2 separate regions of the Mus musculus genome follow, and region 1 is linked to region 2. A link is a loop called in an ENCODE intact Hi-C map of the cell type or tissue named here. Cell type or tissue: heart. All regions are shown on one strand. Each heading gives the region's core, and the rest is flanking DNA. Links, peaks and the distances in the headings are about the cores only.

What was found. A loop is a pair of places that touch in the nucleus more often than their neighbours do. Peaks named below come from ENCODE experiments on the same cell type or tissue, not always from the same donor. Only the 100,000 strongest peaks of a DNase experiment are listed, where the experiment ranks them.
Region 1: a loop joins it to region 2, with 3.0 times the contacts of the local background. A loop is called at or near these places in 7 of 42 quality-filtered maps.

The regions. Positions count from the first base shown.
Region 1 is chr7:98,536,989-98,547,053 of GRCm38, reverse strand. No RefSeq gene overlaps it. Among named protein-coding and RNA genes, the nearest start is that of Gm23040, 35 kb to the right of the region's middle. In heart, for the core only: no CTCF peak of the experiment used is centred there; DNase peaks (open chromatin) are centred at 2,213, 4,073, 8,903, 8,993 and 1 weaker place; H3K27ac peaks cover 1,781 bases.
Region 2 is chr7:98,485,327-98,495,391 of GRCm38, reverse strand. It overlaps Lrrc32 (leucine rich repeat containing 32), which reads right to left and starts at 5,401. Exons shown (of 3, transcript NM_001113379.2): 1 at 5,295-5,401; 2 at 1,084-1,178. The coding sequence starts at 1,170. Gm38588 (a long non-coding RNA gene) reads right to left here. Exons shown (of 3, transcript XR_869808.1): 3 at 9,171-9,183. In heart, for the core only: a CTCF peak has its summit at 5,393 (motif pointing right); DNase peaks (open chromatin) are centred at 1,871, 3,391, 5,421, 6,041 and 7 weaker places; H3K4me3 peaks cover 1,665 bases; H3K27ac peaks cover 3,600 bases; H3K27me3 peaks cover 1,226 bases.

The DNA.
Region 1 (10,065 bases), core at 1,053-9,052, 51 kb before region 2:
GAGCTGGAGTTACAGTAGACAGCTACAAGCCATCCAACATGGCTGTTAGGATCCCAGATTGGGAACAGTGGGTGCGCCTAACAGCTGAGCCAGCTCTCTAGTCCCCTATAGGCTGTTTTGAAATCTGGAAGAGTTTTAGTGTGTTTTGAATGAATTTCTCAGAACTATTTAAAATTACTATGCCTTCTGATAAGTGTCTAGTATCAACTGCGTGACTTCAGCTGAATAAAACAATTTTTTTTAAATGTTAACTTGCTATCTTTATTTTTGAGAAGTATGATTTACATTGCTTGCATTTCCTTTGCTCATCATTAAAAAGCCACACCAGGAGTTTCCACCTCAATTCCTATTCAAGCATGGAATATTCCACTCCTTACCTAGGTATACCCTGCTGTCTACCATAGTCAACTCTGCTTCCTGGGATGTCCAAAGTACGTGATTTCACAGGCTTCCCAAGTTTTTCTCCTTTGCTTAAAGCCATGTTCAAGAGAAACATATTGGATTATATTTGCTACTCACAGAGTGGGAATCATGGCAATTTGACATTCTTCTTTTTTTATTATATATTTTTTTATTACGTATTTTCCTCAATTACATTTCCAATGCTATCCTAAAAGTCCCCCATCCCCTCCCCCCCCATCCCCTACCCACCCATTCCCACTTTTTGGCCCTGGCGTTCTCCTGTACTGGGGCATATACAAATTGCGTGTCCAATGGGCCTCTCTTTCCAGTGATGGCTTACTAGGCCATCTTTTGATACATATGCAGCTAGAGTCAAGAGCTCCGGGGTACTGGTTAGTTCATAATGTTGTTCCACCTACAGGGTTGCAGATCTCTTTAGCTCCTTAGTTACTTTCTCTAGCTCCTCCATTGGGGGCCCTGTGATCCATCCAATAGCTGACTGTGAGCATCCACTTATGTGTTTGCTAGGCCCCGGCCTAGTCTCACAAGAGACAGCTATATCAGGGTCCTTTCAGCAAACACTTGCTAGTGTATGCAATGGTGTCATCGTTTGGAGGCTAATTATGGGATGGATCCCTGGATATGGCAGTCTCTAGATGGTCCATCCTTTTGTCGCAGCTCCAAACTTTGTCTCTGTAACTCCTTCCATGGGTGATTGCTTCCATTTCTAAGAAGGGGCAAAGTGTCCACACTTTGGTCTTCGTTCTTCTTCAGTTTCATGTGTTTTACAAATTGTCTCTTATATCTCGGGTACACTAAGTTTCTGGGCTAATATCCACTTATCAGTGAGTACATATCATGTGAGTTCTTTTGTGATTGTGTTACCTCACTCAGGATGATGCCCTCCAGGTCCAACCATTTGCCTAGGAATTTCATAAATTACCTACGCCCAGAGTTGAAAATCATGCCCGTGAACACATGTCTCCTAACACTATGGCTCTTGGAAATGTATCTTTTTTTCCAAGTGTAATAGCATTAAACTGGGCATTAAGACATGTGTGGTAGGGCACATTGTCACCCCAGCACACAGCAACAACAGGAGGGTGGAAAGTTCAAGACCAACCTGGGCTTCCCTTACCCAACAAAGAAGAAAAAGAGGGTGCGAGTGGTAGGCTGGGCCCCTGGTTCTGCAGCAGATCTGAGGTAGACTTCGCATTCCAAATCTTTGAAGAGATGCCTGCAAGGAACTGAAGATGGCCTAATGAGGCAGCTAGGAGCACTTTTGGAGGCAGAGGTTGAGCCCAGAACAGAGGAGGAAGATGGCCCAGGTAGAGAGGCCGGCTTGGGCTGAACCTTAGGACCACAGAAGATAGATGGGATTTAGGAAGCCAAAAATCCTGAAGGACCTGGGAGATCATTGGATGAAGACTGGACCAGGAGGCTCAGGACCTGCTCCAGTCAGCTCAGGAGGGCCTGAGTTAGCCACACTGTAGCCCTTGACAGAAAGAAAACCCTGAGGGAGGCTCTGAGGCAAGTCCTGGGGCCAGAGAGACACTGCTTCCCAGGCTGAAGAGAGGGAGCTGACTGGGGAGACAGGAAACACCTCTGGGCACGCTATGGCCGTACAGTGGGGAGACTAGGGCCACAGAAGAGGTGATTATCTACCTCAGAGCAAACTGGAATGTGGCAGCCGGATGGGATGGGTGTGGCCCTTCCTCCAGGGTTTGAGACAATCCCACAAGGAGCCCTGGAAGGTCCCTTGGCTCTCTCTCTGGTGTAGGGATGGGAGCATCCAAGGGGACCTGCTTCAAGAGGAAGGTTGTTGGCAGGGCTGAGTACAGGCCGTGTTGGTGCAGCCTCTCACTGATGGCCTGTGAAGGGTGGGGCGTGGTGTCTTGGTGGCTGTTCAGAACAGCTTCTGAAGTTCTGAACCTGATTCTGAGGGCTTGGGGAGAACATGGGAGGTGCCCATACTGTTCCTGGCATTGCTCCAACTTGGTGGCCATATCCTGTCTGTGATCGGGATGCCCTAGATAAGGAGGAGCAGGTGGTTTAGGGCATTTCATTTAAACCTATGTCTTTAGGGCCAAAGATATGGGAGGGAGGGAGGGAGGGAGGGAGGGAGGGAGGGAGGGAGGGAGGGAGGAGGGAGAGGAGGAGGAGGAGAAGGAGGAGGGAGGGGGAGAGAGAGAGAGAGAGAGAGAGAGAGAGAGAGAGAGAGAGAGAGACCACTTGCTCAATGGCTTGCCTGCTTTTTCCTCAGCATTAAAATGCACATAACTGCCTCCTCCTCCTGACAAACGCTCCCCTCAGCCCAGCTGAGCCAGGGAAAACTGCCCCAGAGGGCTCCCTGTGAGCAACTGGTGAGGGGTGTCAGAAACCTCAGGTCTGCAGGTTGCTCTAGCAACAGGCTGTGTTGTGATACTTCAAAGACCCAAGGGTCTGTTAGTCAGAGGCGTGCAGGAAGGGGTCATCACGTCTCCTCTGCCCCTGGAAGGCTTGGCAGGCTGGCCATGTCTGGGAGTGGTCCAGAGACAGTCATTGTCTGGCTGCACAAGAATGAGCCTGGCCTAGAAGTATTCCCTGTCGTGTCTTTAGCCTGCTAATACATGTGACAAGGACATCAGGCAAGCCGTACCTTACCTTTCACAGGGCAAAAGGGTCCCGACCTCCCAGTAAAAGAAGACTTAAGGGGTGGTGCCAGCACGACCTGGACGCAGCCCTGCCAACAAGCCTCCGCTGTGAAGCAGACCTCCTTGGGAAGTTCCCATCGTTATACCAGAGCCGGAAGCCTTCTACCCAGGGCTCCTTATGGAGGATAATTCAAAGACTGGAGGAAAGGCCATACCTTCCCATCTGGCGGCCATACCTAGTGTACTCTGAGACAGACACAGGCGCCCCTTCCTGGGCCCTAGTCTCCCCACTGTATGTCCTAGTCTCTCAGGAGACACACCTCTACCTTCCCAGACAGAGCCCCTCTTGTTCCCATAAACCTCCACTAAATCTCTTCCCACTGAGCCTTGTGACTCCCTTGCATGTCACTGTCCCATCTTAGCATACATTGTCCTTCCTGCTGCGAATGGTCTCTCCCATTGGCCAGCCTGTCAACTGCTACTAACCTGGCTTCAGTGTCCCCTGTTACTGCTGTTTCAGGACCTGGGAATCAAGGCAGAAGAGGCCTTGCCCAACCCAGCCCTTTTGAACTGTCAAGACAGGAAACCTGGGACCATCAAGATCTCTCAGTAGGGAAAGGAATACACTTGCCTTCAAGTCTCACTGTCTGAGTTTGATTCTGGGACCCAAGTTGAGTGAGAAAAAAAATCCAATTCCTGAAAGTTGTCCTCTGATTCGGCACCCCCCCCCCCCACTACATCCCACATACAAATACATAAATATTAGATAAACAAATATAACCTTAAATAAAGGCTCACAGAGTTGATACCTCTAGGCAGTGGTCCCCTCCCTAAGTGTCCCCTTAACACACTGGACTGCTGTCCCCTTCTCTGCTAACTGCCCCCACCCACAGTTGAAGATGCTGTCTCAGAATGACCAGCCCACACAGCCTCAGGGGAGTCACTTCCCTGCCTGTGTTTCAGTTTCCTCCACGTAGAGGAAGAGTGACTAGTGACCTCACAGGGAGACGGATTACGGCAGAACTGGCTCCCAATGCTTTGGAACACATTTAAGGAATTGTTATTTTTATTACTATTGTGGGCGTCTCTTGGGGCTTTTTTTGGCTGTTTGATGAATAATCCCAGCTGTGGGTCACACCCACTCCAATCACCCCTCCTGTGGGGTAGAGAGACTGGGGCTAGGGGGAACTACGCCATCGGAGAACCTGTCTCTCATGAATGTCAGGAAACACAGTTCAAGAGCAGAGCTGACAGTCTCCTGGCCCACCCTGTCCCACAGGAGGGCCCAGAATAGATCCAGAATCTTTTCCAGGAAAGGCAGAGCGATGGATCAGAGCATCACTTCTAGTTACCTTGCCGCTTGAAGTGACACGGAGCAAGCAGGTTTCCAAGTTGTGAATTATCCTGTAGTTGGCCTGGTCTTCCAGGACTCATATGTCTGTCCCAAATCAAACTGCCATGTGTGGCCCTCTGGTTCTCTTCAAGCTGTTCCCTCTATCTGGGTCATCATCCCCATTCTTTCTGGCTCAGTTCCTGCCTCCAGGAGTGTTCCCAGGGGCCTGCTGGAAGGGCCTTGCTCAGCACCTTGCAGACATTCTAAAGACCTAGGACAGTGGAGAGACGACTCATCAGGTAAAAGGTCTTACCATGTAAGCCAATGACCTGAGTTAGATTCTCTACATCCTGTGGTGGAAGAATAGACCCTCATTGTCTTCTGTTTGTCAGGTGAGGAAACTCAGGCTCAACAAGGGTTGGTTTTTTTGCCCTGATAAGTTGCAGAGCCTAGGACTGAGAACAAGACAAGAAGCCTTTGTCCATCAAACATCATCCCGCCTCTGTTCGTTCTTTTAGACAAATCAAATTCATGTCCTCAAGTGGAGGCCATCTCAGCCAAGTCCTATGTCAACCAGCTGCCCCAGTGTGCCATGCCACAGGCCAGCTCTGCTCTGCCCACCGTCCGTGTTATTAATTGGCCCCCTCTTTGGTAGGAACGTGTTTTGCAATACCGATGAGCTTAGCAAACTCTAAGACCTGGGGGGGGTGGGAAAGGCTCAACCGTCAGCACCCCAGTACCAAGGACAGTCAGGCTATGTGTTTGTGTGTTGGCACCAGGTTGGCAGACTAAAGTTAAAGGCTTTGCATTCCCTCCCCCTCTCAACAGCTCAGCGGCGTGGACACTATTGTTTTATGTCACTGGTTGAAGAAACTGAGACCAATACAGGTTGTTGATGACCCGGGCAGACCTGCCTAACTCCAAAGTTCACATTCTTGAGATTGCTGTTCAAACACTTGGAACACTCCACTCTCAGGCTGCCCCTACCTGTAGCCGGGCACCCAGCAACTTGCCTGGGACACCTTTCTGGCCTTTCTCTCTTTAGGGGCTACTGGACATGGCTGACTGTCAGCACTTCTTGAGTTGGTCTCCCTGGTCTCTTGGATTTAAGTGATGCACTGATATTCTGTTGCTGGAGTTAGGTTTAGGGTAAGAGGCTGGGCGTGAGGTCTAGTCTTTTCTCTGCCATCATTTTCTAGGCTATGACCTTGGATCACCCATTCACCCATTGGCCTCCCACAGATTATCTGCCTGGTAGAATGATGGTGTCTCAGTGACGTGGGCAGATGCTTAGCAGATGGGTGGGCAAACAGAACTCTGAGCCTAGTGGTCAGAGTGTCTTGATGTGAGTCGGGGGCTAAGGATGAAGGGCTTGAGAACAGAGGGGCTCTTCTGTTTGTGGGGAGCAGAGGTTTTAGGGCACTCTGCCTCCTTCCTTCCCTGTGGGAGGATGTTTACCCCCTTAGACTGTACCACTCTACCTCCCACAAGCCTCAAGACACAAGCATTTGGCTTGAATTAAGAGCCTCAGATGTCAGCTGCCTCTGAATCATGGGCTGCTGAGGGTGAGGGAGCATTGGTGGTTTGCACACAGTCCAGCAGACTCTGGGAAAGGGGTACTCATGGAGAAAGGATGCTAGACATGCCGTGCATCTCCCACAGCAGCTCCCCTTATCTGCCTTTCAAAGTGAGTTCTTAATTTAAGAGTTCTGCATCCAAGCACAGAAAAATCACCTATGACTCCAACACCCTCTCTTTATAGAGGTCCGGAGACTTCACAAGCCAGACAGTGGGAGGGTGGGATTAGAACCATCTGTGGCTCATTTCTGCATGCATGCCTTTATTCCCTCATTAATCCAGTGTGCTCCCTGTGACAGGCACAGTACTGGATAGGGAGACACAGTGGAACCCAAACACAAAAGTGTCCTTGTTCTTACCTCTTAAAGCTTATGGAATGTCATGCTTAATAATAGATCACTTCATGTGCCATATCCTTTACATGTTACCATGGCAACCCTATGAGGTAAGTAAATCGCCAATTTATAGATGAGGAAACTGAGGCACAGATAGCCTAAACACTATGCATAAGGGCCAGGCAGTTAGTAAATTGGCAGAGCTGGATCTGAACCTCCCATACCAGGCTCAGGCCTGTAACTTTGTTTGCACTTAGTATATAAATATATCTTTTAACCATGGTGTTATTGATGAGTGATCTACAAACTGTAAATATATAGTATAGCCCATCATCTGTGTTAGTTTGTATATATATGTAGTCATGCCCATTCTACTTTCTGTATAGTATAAGTACTGGGAACCCAGACATGATGAGGTCAGGGTATGGAGGATGTGGGCCATGGTTCCTACAGAAATAATGCTTGGGTTAAAATTGGAAGGACATTTGTGGGCAGTTGATTTTCAGCAAAGTCACCAATCTCACCCCATAGACTTTCCAACATGGGTGCTGCTGCCTCTGGATACATGGTAAGAATGAAGTCAATCTCCCACCTCACACCAGTACAAAAATTAACTCCAAATGTATCAAAGTCTGTAGGAATTGACATTGTAAGACTCTTAGGAGAACACATTGTCTCAAGCCCTTGTGGCCTTTGTATGGTTTCTTAAACATGGTAGCAACAGTGCATGTAACAAAAGGAAAGTTAGATACGTTGGAGATCATCCAATGAAAATCTTTTGTTCTTCAAATGAAGCCATCAAAAGAGGAAAGCAAGAACACACAGAATGAAAACAATTTTGTAAATCATGTGCCCAATAGGAGATGTCACTATAATACATAAAGAACTCTTGCAGAACCCACTTAAGATCTGAGAAGCTATATCTCTAAAGATTGCATGACTGGCTAGGAAGGCCCTGGAAAGATGACATCACTAGCCAGCAGACAAACACAACTCAAACCACAGCCACCCTAGTCACACCGGCTACAAGGGCCATAATTTTAAAACAAAGTGTTGATACAAAAGTGTAGCTGTTGCCAGGCAGTGGTGGTGCACGCCTTTAATCCCAGCAGTTGGGAGGCAGAAGCAGGTGGATTTCTGAGTTTGAGGCAAGCCTGGTCTACAGAGTGAGTTCCAGGACAGCCAGGGCTATACCGAGAAACCCTGTAAAACAAACAAACAAACAAACAAACAAACACACACACACACACATACCCAAAACAAACAAACAAAGAGCCCAAAGACAAAAACAAACAAACAAACAAACAAACCCAAAGTGTAGCTGTTGGAGCCCCAATTTACTACTGGGCAATGTGGTGCAGCCTCTGTGGTAGGGTCTGGTAGTTCCTCAAAGGATTATTATACATAATGATCAGATGACCCCACAATTTCATTTCTTGGAATTTTCCCAAGAGAAATGAAAACATATGCCCACACAAAAACTTGTCAATATGAACGTTCATCAGTATTTTCGCAATACTTAGGATGTGGAAACGACTCAGAAGCCTACCCACTGGTGGCCGGATTACACGTGTGGTATCAGGCCTGAATCCTTGTTCGTACCTAGTATATAAATGTGTCTTTTAACCATGACTTGGCTGTGAGTGAACAGAATATTATTTGGCCAGGAATAGAGTGAAGGACTGAAGTACAATGTGGATGAACCTTGAGAACAGGAACGTAAAAGAAGCACTAAGTGACAGGAGCCAGTCACATAAGGCCACATGCTGAGATTCTATTCATATGACCTGTCCAGAATAGACAAACCCGTAAGGACAGAGATAGTGGCTGCCCTAGTCAGAGAGAGGCTGCTGATGAGTCCAAAGCCTTAGAGAGACCGTAATGTAATATCCTGAAACTGGTGTTGGTGACAATTACTCAATTGTGAAGGAACAAAAATCTTGAATTGCATACTTTTAATAGATAAGAGTTATAAATTAAAAAATGGTTATTTTAAAAAGCTAAATGGGAGGCTGGAGAGATGGCTCAGAGTTTAAGAGCACTGACTGCTCTTCCTGAGGTGTCCTGAGTTCAATTACCAGCAACCACATGGTGGCTCACAACCACCTGTAATGGAATCTGTTTCCTTCTTGGTGTGTCTGAAGAGAGCGGCAGTGTACTCACATTCGTGAAATAAATAAAAACATCTTTAAAAAAGAAAAAGTGGATGGATTTAGAAATGTTAACTATGGGTCTGGGAGAGGTCGGGGTTTGGCACATGCCTTCTCAATGGACGGTTCTATTATATAAAAGCCCTGGGATGGGGAGCCTGGTGTATCTAAGGGAGCAGAGGAGACCACATGACAGGAGCTTGAGGAACAAAAGAGAAAAGAAGGGAGAAAAGAGGCCCCGAGCTGGCAGCAGTCCAGAAATGTCAGCAGGGGGACATGGCGCCCATGCTTGCTTGGGTTGTCCAGTTACCTCCCTTCTTCATTTCACCCTGGGACAGGACGCAGGGTACAGAAGGAATTCAGGTCGTTTGCCAGCAGTGCCTGTAAGCACCAGACCTGACCTTGGCATGTGACATGGGCATATGAGCCTCTCCCTGGGCTCTATCTGCATTCTCAAATGTTTTTCCCCTCCTCCCTTCATCACTGAGCCCCTGTGAGAAGGGACCATAGGATGGTGCCCAGTGTGCTGTAAAGAAGGTTAAAAGGTCACAGTGCATCTGCCCAGCTGCCTTCCTCCTGCATTCCAGTTCAGCCAGAGCAGGGGGGCTTTGATGTACCGTGATCTGCTCCCGAAACTGAAGGGACTTTAAGACCTCCCGTGCCAACATTCAGGCAACTGTCAGAGATATCAAGGAGTGGGAGATCTGGGAGCCCCAGAACTGGTCCATATCCCCAGGGCCTTACTGATTGGATGGAGGGCAGAAGCTGGGTCTTGGCAACTGGAGTCTGTTCATTTGTTCAAAGAACAAACATTGAGGCCTCCGTGCAAGCTGAGAGTTCATTCGGCTTAATACCAGCTGTGGATTAGCAGAGGCTGCTGACGCTAGGGGCGGGCGGGGAGGGGAAGGGAAGGCCTGAGGTCCATTAGGACTGAAGGAAGCCAAGTCAGCAAGTCAGAGAGAGAAAGGAAGGGGGCCTTCGGATTTGGCTTCCACACTGTGCACACATAACAGAACACAAAGCAGAGTCCGGCGAAGCTCAGACCCTTGGCCATTATAGGTACAGAGCAGCCTATAGCTGCAGTGTGGTGGCTGTGAGGTGTTTGTCCTTCTGTGTTTTTGACACTGGGCATCTTTTCCAAGTTCTACTCTGTCCAAGTCACCCCAGCCAACAATTTGCTGGAAGGGGCCAGTCACCTTCTATCCACTCTAACCACTGCTGTTAGGACCTGTGTGTTCATCTTCCCAAGACAGGGCTGAGCTCAGAACGAGGCCCCCATATCACCATGCTTGGGATGTCCTCATCAGACCTGTCAGCTGAGTCTGGTTCTACTCTCTACTTTCTGGTGCTGTCCCTGAAATGCCCAAGCTGCTCTGACAGCCCCTACCTTCCCCTTCCCTTCCACACTTTCAGTAGACTTTACTGCTTGCTTGCTCTCTTCCTAACTGTGTCCCCTCAGTGCCTACAGTTCTCCCCTCCCCATCTCATCCTCCACTCTCTCTCCTCACCGTGGATACATGTATCCACACTGGATCCATGACTCACCATGATCCTCCTTTCTTCAAAACCCTTCCATAGCTCCCTACCCTTGGGACAAAACCTAGTTATTCTATGTGGTCATGGCGGCCCTTACA
Region 2 (10,065 bases), core at 790-8,789:
CCTCACCATTTAAGACCTCAGTCCGCCAAGGCTGTGGGCATATGGTGATATCTGAGGTCTTTGCTCTCATTAGTCTGGGTGTGAGACTCTCAGGATGTCTCTAAGAAAGAATTAGTGGCCACAGCAGGGCACACAGACCCCAGGAAATGGCTGCTGGCATTTCTGGCCTCTTTACACAGTTAGTCCATTCTATGCCCAAGTGCAGCTGGTGGTGTGCCTGTCCTGCTTTGCAAGTATTCCTAGAGCAGCGGTTCTCAGCCTTCCTAACCCTGTAACCCTTCAATACAGTTCCTCATGCTGTGGTGACCCCTGGCCAGAAAGTTATTTCATTGTTACGTCACAACTGTAATTTTGCCATTGTTATGAATTCTAATGTAAGTATCTGATATGCAGGATATCTGAGCTAAACCCCCTTAGGGGTCGAGACCCACAGGTTGAGAACCACTAGCCTAGAGGGTTTTTCTCCCTATACCTCACAGGGTCACAATGTCTTCAGCCTGTATGGTTTCTGCCCCCTAGGAGCCCTTGGTCGGCTGGGTAAGACAGTTTTTGGCTATGGATGAAGTAGCACATATCCTCCGTCTGCTCAGCATGGAGATGGGGGAGGACACAGAGCCAGAGGAAGGAGCAACAGAAGAAATCAGCAGTCAACGGTGGGAGAGGTTTCCTGAGCAAGGTGGCCTTTGACCTGGCTGCAATGAGGGAGGAGCATTCTAGCAGGCAGTCCAAGTTCAGGGTCCCAGCCAGGGAAGGGCTATGTACCCGGGAAGAACAGTACAGCGGAGCCTTTCCAGCTTGTGTAGCCCCCAGGATGTCCCAAAAGACCAATCACTTGTAACAGGGAATAGAGGGCCAGTGGCCCCACGGTCCCTAACTGAATAACCTTGCTTAGGTCACCTGGCCTCTCCAAACTTCCCCTTCTGTAAAATAGGAACAAATGCGATTGTTAGGTAGACAGGCTTCTCAACTGTCTAGTGTATGCGCGACAAATACCGAGGCAAAGCTCTATCCTTTGCTGGCCCCACTAACCTTTGACCTGGACTGGGCTGTGGGACCCCTCACTCTGCCTGCACTGTGTCTTACCGTCCTACAGGGCACTTGCTCTCGACGCTGAGAGATAGCCAGGCCCAGGGTCAGCATGGCCAGGAGTAGCAGGATCTGGTGGCTCATGGCTCTGCCTAGGGTGGAGAGAAGAGAGCAATGTTGAGACCACGGCTCCCCCCACCGACAGCAGCACCCACTTGCCCTCCCTCGGGGATCCTGACAGAAATCGGGAGCCACGTGGGCCGTGCGCGGGCCTCAGGGGAGCTGAGAGTAGTGGTATTCTGGAACTCAAGAGGCTGAGGTAGGAGGCCAGGGATTGCAAGTTTGAAGGCGAGCTGAGTCATTGCTCAGAGGAAGCAAGACTTTTAAAGCAATGTATGACCGTCTGCTTTGCGTTTACCTAAGGCCCACCTCAGGCCATTGAAAAGGCCCAGGGGTAAAGGCTCTTGCCATTAGGCCTGAGTTTGACTCTGGGACCCACATGGTGGAAGGAGAAAGCTGGCTCCTGGACTTCAACTTCCCGCTACACATGCACACCTCCCTTCCAATAAATAAAATGCAATAAAAAAACTAAAGAGGGTCACCTGGCAGAAGACAGTTAGGAAGGGGTGCTCAGGTGACAGAGGGACCCTAGGGCAGGGCCGGATTGGGTGGGGGAGTGAACCTCTGACTCAATTTCCCTCCAGGCCCCAGGCAGGCCCCCATCCCAGGTCCTTAGCCCCAAATGGAATGTTTCATTCTCCACAAATCCTTCCTTTTGACCTTTTACTTTTGGTTGGAATTCTTAGACCTTGTCATTGTCAGGGGCTGGCCGGGTGCTGACAGGAAGCCCCACCCCAGCAGGCTGCCAGGCAGCTACTTTCACTGAAGGCTACAGCTGCCCAGGTCCAGAGCTCCATTGCAGTGTAAGCAGCCAGCACAGGGACCCATGGGGACCTCAGAGGCTCTTAGCAGGGGTGAATCCCTGTGGACTTGAGCCATGTGCTGGGGAAACACAGATCAACCTGTTAGTTAATTAATTAATTAATTAATTAATGCATTCACTTCCTCCCATACTGAATGTCACCTCACATCTAGTTCTATGCTGGGAAACAGGGAGATTACAGCCTGGACATGGCGGCGGAAGCGTGGATATGGCGGCGGCAGCGTGCTTGCGAGGAGAGACCATAGCACTCGCTCCCTCTCATCTCTGCTAGGCATCTGCTGTGTGACCTTACACAGGTGTTATCTCTCTGACGTTGTTTCCAGGGGTAAATGTCAGGTTTTGTTGAGGACAACAGACATTCTATGAAGGTGTTACAGCATATCATACCTCACCATCAAACCTGACGCTCAAGGACTCAGCTCTGTTTCCTTACACATCTTAGTTTATAGAAGGGAAAAGACAAACAGCCAAACCAAAACAACACCGAGGCTCAGAGAGGTTATAAAATACAGCTAAGACAACACAGCTACATGGTAGACTCTGTGCCCTTCGCCTCTGCACTTGAAGGTCTCCAACAGTGGGTAAGGGAATGAGAGTTGCCACTCTAAAGATGGCCTTGGGAGAGCTCTGCAGGCCTGTGCCGGCTCTTTTGACTGTCAGAACCCACTGGGGATGACTCTCAATGCCGTGGCTGCTTATCTTGCTGAAACACGCAGGGGCTAGTGTGGCCCTTTCAACTCTCCTTCCTGGCTCCCCCAGAGCCCAGCCCTGCCCCACAGTGCTCCGCTTTCACTGCAGGCTATGAATTCACAGGAAATTTTGTTCTTTTGGTTCAAATGCAGTCCCTACCTGCTTAACATCAGCATCCTCAGAGCTAAATGAAAGCCCCTGGCCTTCATCTCCAGGCTCTGAGCAGCTATCCCTTCCTGGGCCAGCCTTCATGTCCAGGCCCTGGGCAACCATCCCTCCCTCGGCCAGCTCTTGTCTCCCACCTGACTTGTCATTGTCCTCGCTCTGTCTCTGAGCCCTGAGCACATGTACGGACCTGTGCTTCCTTTGGACCTCTGGACCCCTGGCTTCCTCTGCCTCCCCTGCAGCTCAATGTCTCTTCACCCGTGGAGCTTAGATGCCCTGTCCTCTAGGAAGCTTCCTCTGGTTCTCACGGTTACCCTGTGTTCTCAGGGCTCTCACAGTTGCTGAGCATCGGACAGCTCAGTGTGGGGCACACAGCACACCCCACTGTGATTCCCTACCTCTTGAAAAGGAAGTACCCGTGGGGACCCACCTTATGACACAGGGAAGTCAGATGGCGCAGCAGCAGGCAAGTCTCCACTATGGGATACAGGTGAGGAGAGGTCCCCCTGGCCCCTCCCCGCCCTAGTCCAGCAGGTTCAAAGCCGCCCACCTTCACTGCAACAGCCAACTCCACTGTTTGCCTTCTTGCTTCCCTCTAGGACGGGACAATCTGCCCCATACATGGCACCCAGTGACGTTTCAAAATCACATGCCAGATCTTACAAATCACTTTGAAATCTCCAGTAGCGTTCAGACGTCACCCTCTCTCCCATCAGCTCCACCTACCACCTTCTTCCCCTCAGCAAACTCCTCAGTCACCTCAGTACCTTCCCTGCTGCCTGGTGGTGGGTGTGTGTGGGGGGGAGGGGGATGGGGGATGGGGAAGGACTCTGCTTGGCTGCTCCCTCCTGGTCCAGAATGTTCCTGCTCAGGCTCCTGGGTGTTCTATCCCCCCTCCCGCTCTCATTTCTCATTTGCTTCATTCCTTAAGTATATGCTCACTAAATTTCTCCCAGGGAACAAGTGGCTGAATGATGTCACAAATTCAGCTGCAATAAGGACAAGTTAGGACCTGGGGTTAAGGTAGGGATGCCCAAAGGGACCCTGTCTCTCCTTCCTCTGCACATCCAGAAGAGACAGTCCCCACAGAATTATGGTGGAAAGAAGCACCCTGCTGTGCCCCATCTGCAGCAGTGAGAACTCAGCCCCCCAGGGACAACCAGAGGCATTCAAACCCAGGGCTCACTGTCAAGCCCCACCACTGGCTAGTGTGGTCCTCAGGGCAAATTCTTTATCTCTCCTTGCCTAGGTGATTCATCTGCAGGACACACCAGTTCCCATTCCAACACTGGCTATCCTTGCTTAGCATGGATCAGGTGGAGCATGACCAGGAAAGTACTGGGACCCTTCCATGTCCTTCCCTGATGGTTCAGATACCAACGATGCTGAGGATAGAGGTCCTGGCTCTGCAGGCAGGTAGCTGGATTCTGATTGGAGAGGTGTCAAAGAATATCTCTGTATGTGCTTGTATGTGTGTGTGCACATGCACGCGTGCTCGCGCGTGCATGACAGAGGGGGACAGACAGATAGTGGAGTCAAACCTATAATAAAAATAAGACTGCCCCTACTATGCAAGGAGGTTACAATTTTTCTAAGCCCTAGGTTGACTGCAGGTCTTTTAACTCTCACAACCACCAAGTGAGGTGATTACTATAATTCCCATTTACAGACTGGAGGACCGAGGCTTGGGAAGGCAAAGTGCCTGATCCTTAGCCCCTAGGTGTGCTGCAACTGGGACTCAGCCAGATCTATAGTCCCTTAGTGCTGGGTGGTCTCCACTAGTGCAGACCCCACGGGCACCCTGTGGATCTCTCTCCCAGACCACGAGATTCAGAGAAATGACTTACCCTAAGGCACTTGTACAGTAAATCGAAGAGTCGGTATCAGAATCCAGCCCCTGTGCCTCCAAAGCAACTGCCAAGACTTCCTTCCTAAGTTACTCAGGAGCCTACAGCCCCAGGCCCAGGAGTATACTGAGCGGTAGGGCTCTCAGTCTGTTATGACTACTGTCAAAGGGGGCCTGGGAGAGCAGCTTCAAGGCTCACAGTGCAGTGAATCACTCACTAGGGGCAGCCCGTTCTAGAGACATCCTACATCTCAGGGGAATCAGACCTTAACCCAAAGGAATGTGCTTGTGATGTGAAATGTCAGGGTGGAGGTGGGGTAGGGGGGTCCCTCCTATCTATCACACATAAAGAAGTCTCCCCAAAGAGTTCTGGGTATCCCCTCCAGATAATAGTGGTAGTGTGGAAAGCCCATGTCTGCCTGGGGCAGACCTGAATTCAAATCCTAATCTGCTTGCTTGGCTGTGTGCTCCTAGGCACACCCAGAGCTTCCTGCCTCGATTTTCCCAGCTGTCAAATGGGAACGCCTATCTGAGCCCTTCCTTAGGTAGATCTGCTAACACCCGGGTGCCGAGGGAGGGTCCGGCCCTAGCTCTCTAGGCACCGCCGCCGACCGCCGCCCCTACCTGGCTCAGCGCCGCCGCCGCCGCCTGACTCCTCCGCGCATCGTTCGCGCAACCCCGGGGGTCTGGCCCGCCGAGGCCGGACCGCTGCAGCGCCGCTCCAGCCGGCCGGGAGGGGGCGGCGCCCGCCTTTTAAATAGCACCGGCCGCCCGGCCACGCCCCCTGGGACTCTGAGCCGCGGGGTCCTAACACCGCCCTGCCAGCCGTGCGGACCTAGGAACCGAGCATCGCCTCTGCTCTGGAATCGCCCGGACCCAGCTAGGGCGGCGCTTGAAACCGAAAAACGACTGGAGGGAGAAGGATCACAAAAGAAGCTAGGCCGAGGCAGCCGCACGTGCAGCCGTGGGCCCGCGAGGTCTTGGGTGCAGGGAGCCGCAGGTCCGCGGAGGAAATCCTGGCGCCACCGCACCAAGGCAGGGGGCCACCCAGAGGTGACTGGCAACCACCGGCACGGAAGGAAGTGACCCTTCTTTGGCCCTGGGATGGCCCTGAGGGGGTCCCATCCACCCCCCCCCCCCCCCAGCTATCCTGCCTTTAAGTCATCTCCAAGCCTGTCAGTGTCCCCTGCTTACTGATAGAGAAGCTGAGGCTAGGAGTGGGATGAGGGAAAAGCCAGCTGGTTGAGACTTGTCAGGTCCCCACGGACATTTGGGGGACCTGAGGCTCTGATAGGTTAAACTGCATAATGACAGTCTCATAACTTACCCAAAGCCGCTGCCTTTACAAGGTACTTAGCCTCCTCAGACACTGGCACCGTGCCCTGCTGGGTCTAGACTGAAAGATGGGTGAAGAGTGTTGCTGCCGTCCTCCAGTCTCTAGTTCTGTATTCATAATGTTCTCCCTGGTGGTCACAGCGCCTAGAGGAGGGCCATCCACCCTATCTTAACAGCACCAAGCGGGGTGAGCCAGAGTAGGGCTGGGCTCTGAGCTGGGCCTTTCCTCCCATCTAGTCCACAGTGGTTGGATGGACCCATGCGGTGCGAACAACCCAGAGAGGACAGTCCCTGACAACTCCAGTCTAGAGCCCTGACCTAACCTAAGGTCAGGGAAAGGTTCACCAAGGAGGCATCCTCTGATGCTATAAGGAGTCAGAGCAGCAGAGTAGCCCAGCTTCCTGCCCCCACCCACCCTCGGGAGCTCTCAGGGTTGTGGCTCTCCCACCTCAGCCCTTGTGTGTACTATCTAGTCAGACTGAACTTCAGTTCCCCTCTCTGCCAAGTGTAGAATGGCAAGAGCCGCTCTTTTGGATGAAGTCGATGTAGGCCTGGGCCTGCACCCGATGGGTGTTAGAGACCGTTCCTCATCTGCTGCTTTAGGAGGACACCTTTTCCAGGTTGGAGTCCATGGGGTCATGTATCAATCGAGGAAGGGGCTTTGTGACTACTCTGTAGCGAGGGCAGAGCATGAACAAAGACTCAGGTAGGCTGGGGCTCTCCCTACCTGCTTCCCCATGATGGCCTGATGCTCTCTCACACCGTCAGAGTTGCCCTAGAACTTGGCTCAAGGTGGGGGCAGGGCAGGGCTGGTGCCATCACTACAGGATGAGCGGCCTGCTTCCCTTGTGCCCCCAGGGGCTGCGGTTGTGGTTAGGAAGCACATGGGGTTCTGTGCCCGGATGGGGCTCCCCAAGAGATAGGAGATAGAGGGGCAACCAAGCATGTCCTCCCCCAACTACAGAGGTCTCTTGGGACTGAGGACCAGGCGGAACTCTTTAGCCCCCACCCCCTACATCTCTGCTCTTGAACTGTCATGCTGTGTGACTTGGGGAAGGTTGCTTGACTTTTCTGACCTCCACTTGTTTCTGTAGAGCGAGACAAATGGTAAATCTACAGTTCCTCTGGCTGGGGAGACCACATAAGACAGACTGGGTTGAGAACCCAGTGAGGAGCCTGTCTCTCTTCCGCAGGCCCTGGGAAGCTGGGAAATAAAATTGTCCAGCATCCTCTCTTGTGGGCAGATGTGAGGCTGAGGAAGTAGAGCAAGGAGGGTGGCTGATCCAGAAGTGTAAAAGTACCCTCACCCCCTCCAGGAGGCAGAGCTCGAGTCTGCAGGGAGTGATGGATGTCAGAATCCAAGCAGGGTCTCATTTACAAGGCAGCCACGGACAGCACATTTTTCTAGGACCCACGGAGGGCATCTTTCCATCAGTTTCCTGCCACTGATGCTTCCATCTGCCAGAAACTGGATGTCTTCAACACAGTCCTCAGGTGACAGGTCAGACAGGGGACACAACTTTTCCTGGGTCCTTACTGGTTCCACCCTGACAGAGTGGCTCTCAGACACTCAGTCTTTCTCAAGACTCCCTGGGGGAATTTTGCTGAGGCAGGATAACCCTTGAGGCATAGGAGCTAGTGACCCAGAAGGCCAATGGTGCACAGATCCACTGTGACTCGGAGCATGCTGCTAAAACTCTGTGAGCGTCCTGTCCTTGCTGAACTGTGGATCGGAATGAGAAGGATCCGATCCCTAATTTAGTCTCCATCGCCCTTTGCCGGACCCCTGTTCTGGCTCAGTCCTTTTTATTTGATATACCAGAGTAAAGATGGCCACACACAGCTCTCCATTAGCTTCTATCCTCATCGACTGGAAAACAAGACTCAGAGAGTTCAAGTGACTGTCTCAAATCACACCACTTGGGAGTCAGGAACTAAGCACAGGTTTCCATCCTACACCAGAATCTAGTGCTCAGTTATGGCTATCTTCATTCTGTGACCCTGCTGACTACTGATGCAGGCTCCTGGGAGCCAGGGAGTTCCCCCACTAGATGCTAATAGGGCCCTAACTGCTGGGCCAGAACCCTGGCTTCCCCGGCTCTTCCCCGTTCATCTTCCCTTATACAAAGAGGGTGCTGACCATACCTGTTAAGGATCACGGCTCTGACCTTGTCTCTTGAAGGGACAATAAGAAAGTACAATTCATGTGTCTAGGTGTCAGACATATTAGAGAAAAGAATTTGAAGCCGAAAGCCAATACTGGGCCCAGGGAGACAAGCCCACATAGAAACTAGGTGTGTAATTTGCACTGGGGAATGAATGGCTTTAGTGCAGGGAAGAGAGTTGTGGAATGGGGTAGGGTGGATGCTTTTCTGGAGATCTCCCCTTGGCTGGTCATCATGGCCCCTTTCAGGGACAGGCTCGGAGATTCTGGCCTTATCCATACAATGGGTAGGGCAGGTCATCTTGAAGTCAGCAGGTCTATTGAGCCTGGGTGACCCCCAGAGGGCTGGTTTTCTGTTCTTAGTGGAACATGTGATTGTCAGAGTCATCCATGCAGGGGTAGCAGGTGTCGCTGAGGCCCAGTTTCCCCCAACTCTCCTCCCCCATCACACAGGGGCCTCCAGGCTCTGTGTACCAGCAGCGCACCAGCAGCAAGCATCTCCCAGCAGTGAGCACTTTGACTGATCCCCCTACAGGCTCCCCAGGCCCCCAGGGAGTGGCAAGGTGCCAAGTGAGAACTTTTAAGACAAACACGAAGCTCCAAGCATCTTCATAGCGTGTCTGTGCTGAGCCATAGACCGTGAAACCACAATACTGCAGCCGGGGACTGCTGGGAACTGGGGGGTGACCCAGCTCACAGGCTTCCCGGTTAACCATTTGAAGGTCAGATCCCATGGGGCTCTATCATGAGGGTAGTATGTCATGGCCTTATCCATGGTCTCTGAGGTGGTACTGGAGTTGGCAGTTATGGGATCTGGGCTTCACGTAGAGGACAGGTTCCTGCCAGGGACCCTCAGCTCAGCATCCTCACTGTGGTCTCAGATCATCTTCATCTTCAGTAGAATGGAGCACAGCTTCAGAGGTGGTGAGGGGCTGACGGGACCAGGGAGGGAGAATGGTGCAGGGCTGGATCATCTGGTCGGTGGTGTCATCTTCCTCTGGGAAAGCCAGAGTTCTGGGGATGGCAGGAAGATGGTGAGAGCGTGGGGGAAGGACCTGGGAGGCCTGGTTTGAGGAGAACTGTAACACAGAGACCTTGCCCCGTAGGCTCCATGCACCCCACGCTCTCACAATGGCCACCCTGTCCTGGCAGTTCCCTGAGGCCCTTTCCTAAGGTGAAGACTAGATGCCAGGTTCCTGCCTGGGCTGAGTTTGCAGTGGGCATGAGGTTCCATCTTCCTCAAAGGGCTAGAAGTCCCACATTTGGCAGAGCCTCTGGAATCTGGCTTCCACAAGTCAGACTGATCCCCACGGCTAGGGGTCACCTTCCCACACTTCAGAGGATGCCATCTGCCTGCTCTCCTAGAATCAGTAAGGTGAGAACACAGCCTGTGGTCACATGGGGAGAGTCCAGTTCTCTCGGCCCCACTCACTGTCTTCAACATGCTCCACATTGGATGTGAAGCTCCTGGCTTCACACAGCAACCTCTTCAGAGGAGACAGAGTCCTGCTCCCACACTTCCTAAAAATGAGAGTTCTTTAGTCTGGTTAAAAAAAGATAGCAGCCTCCCAAGGGAGGCTGACTCAGCGGGTTGGAAGCGAGCCCCAGAAACTGGACCTTTAGTGAACCTCGGTGGTGTTGAGGCTGCTGGTCCATGGACCTCCCTCTGAGAGGCAGCTACACTAGGATGGCTCTGGACATGGGGGACTATGTGATGGGGGACAATGGGCGGTAGGGTAAAAGGACAATGGAGAGATGTCCTCGTCTTGATAAGCAAGCACATTTACCAACCGAGCCATCTCCACAGGGCATCCCTGTGGGCTTGAGAGCTTGGCTGGAAATAAAAGGGCCTGTTTCCAGGATCCCTAGTCTTCCTCACCAGAGGTGGTCTCAAGC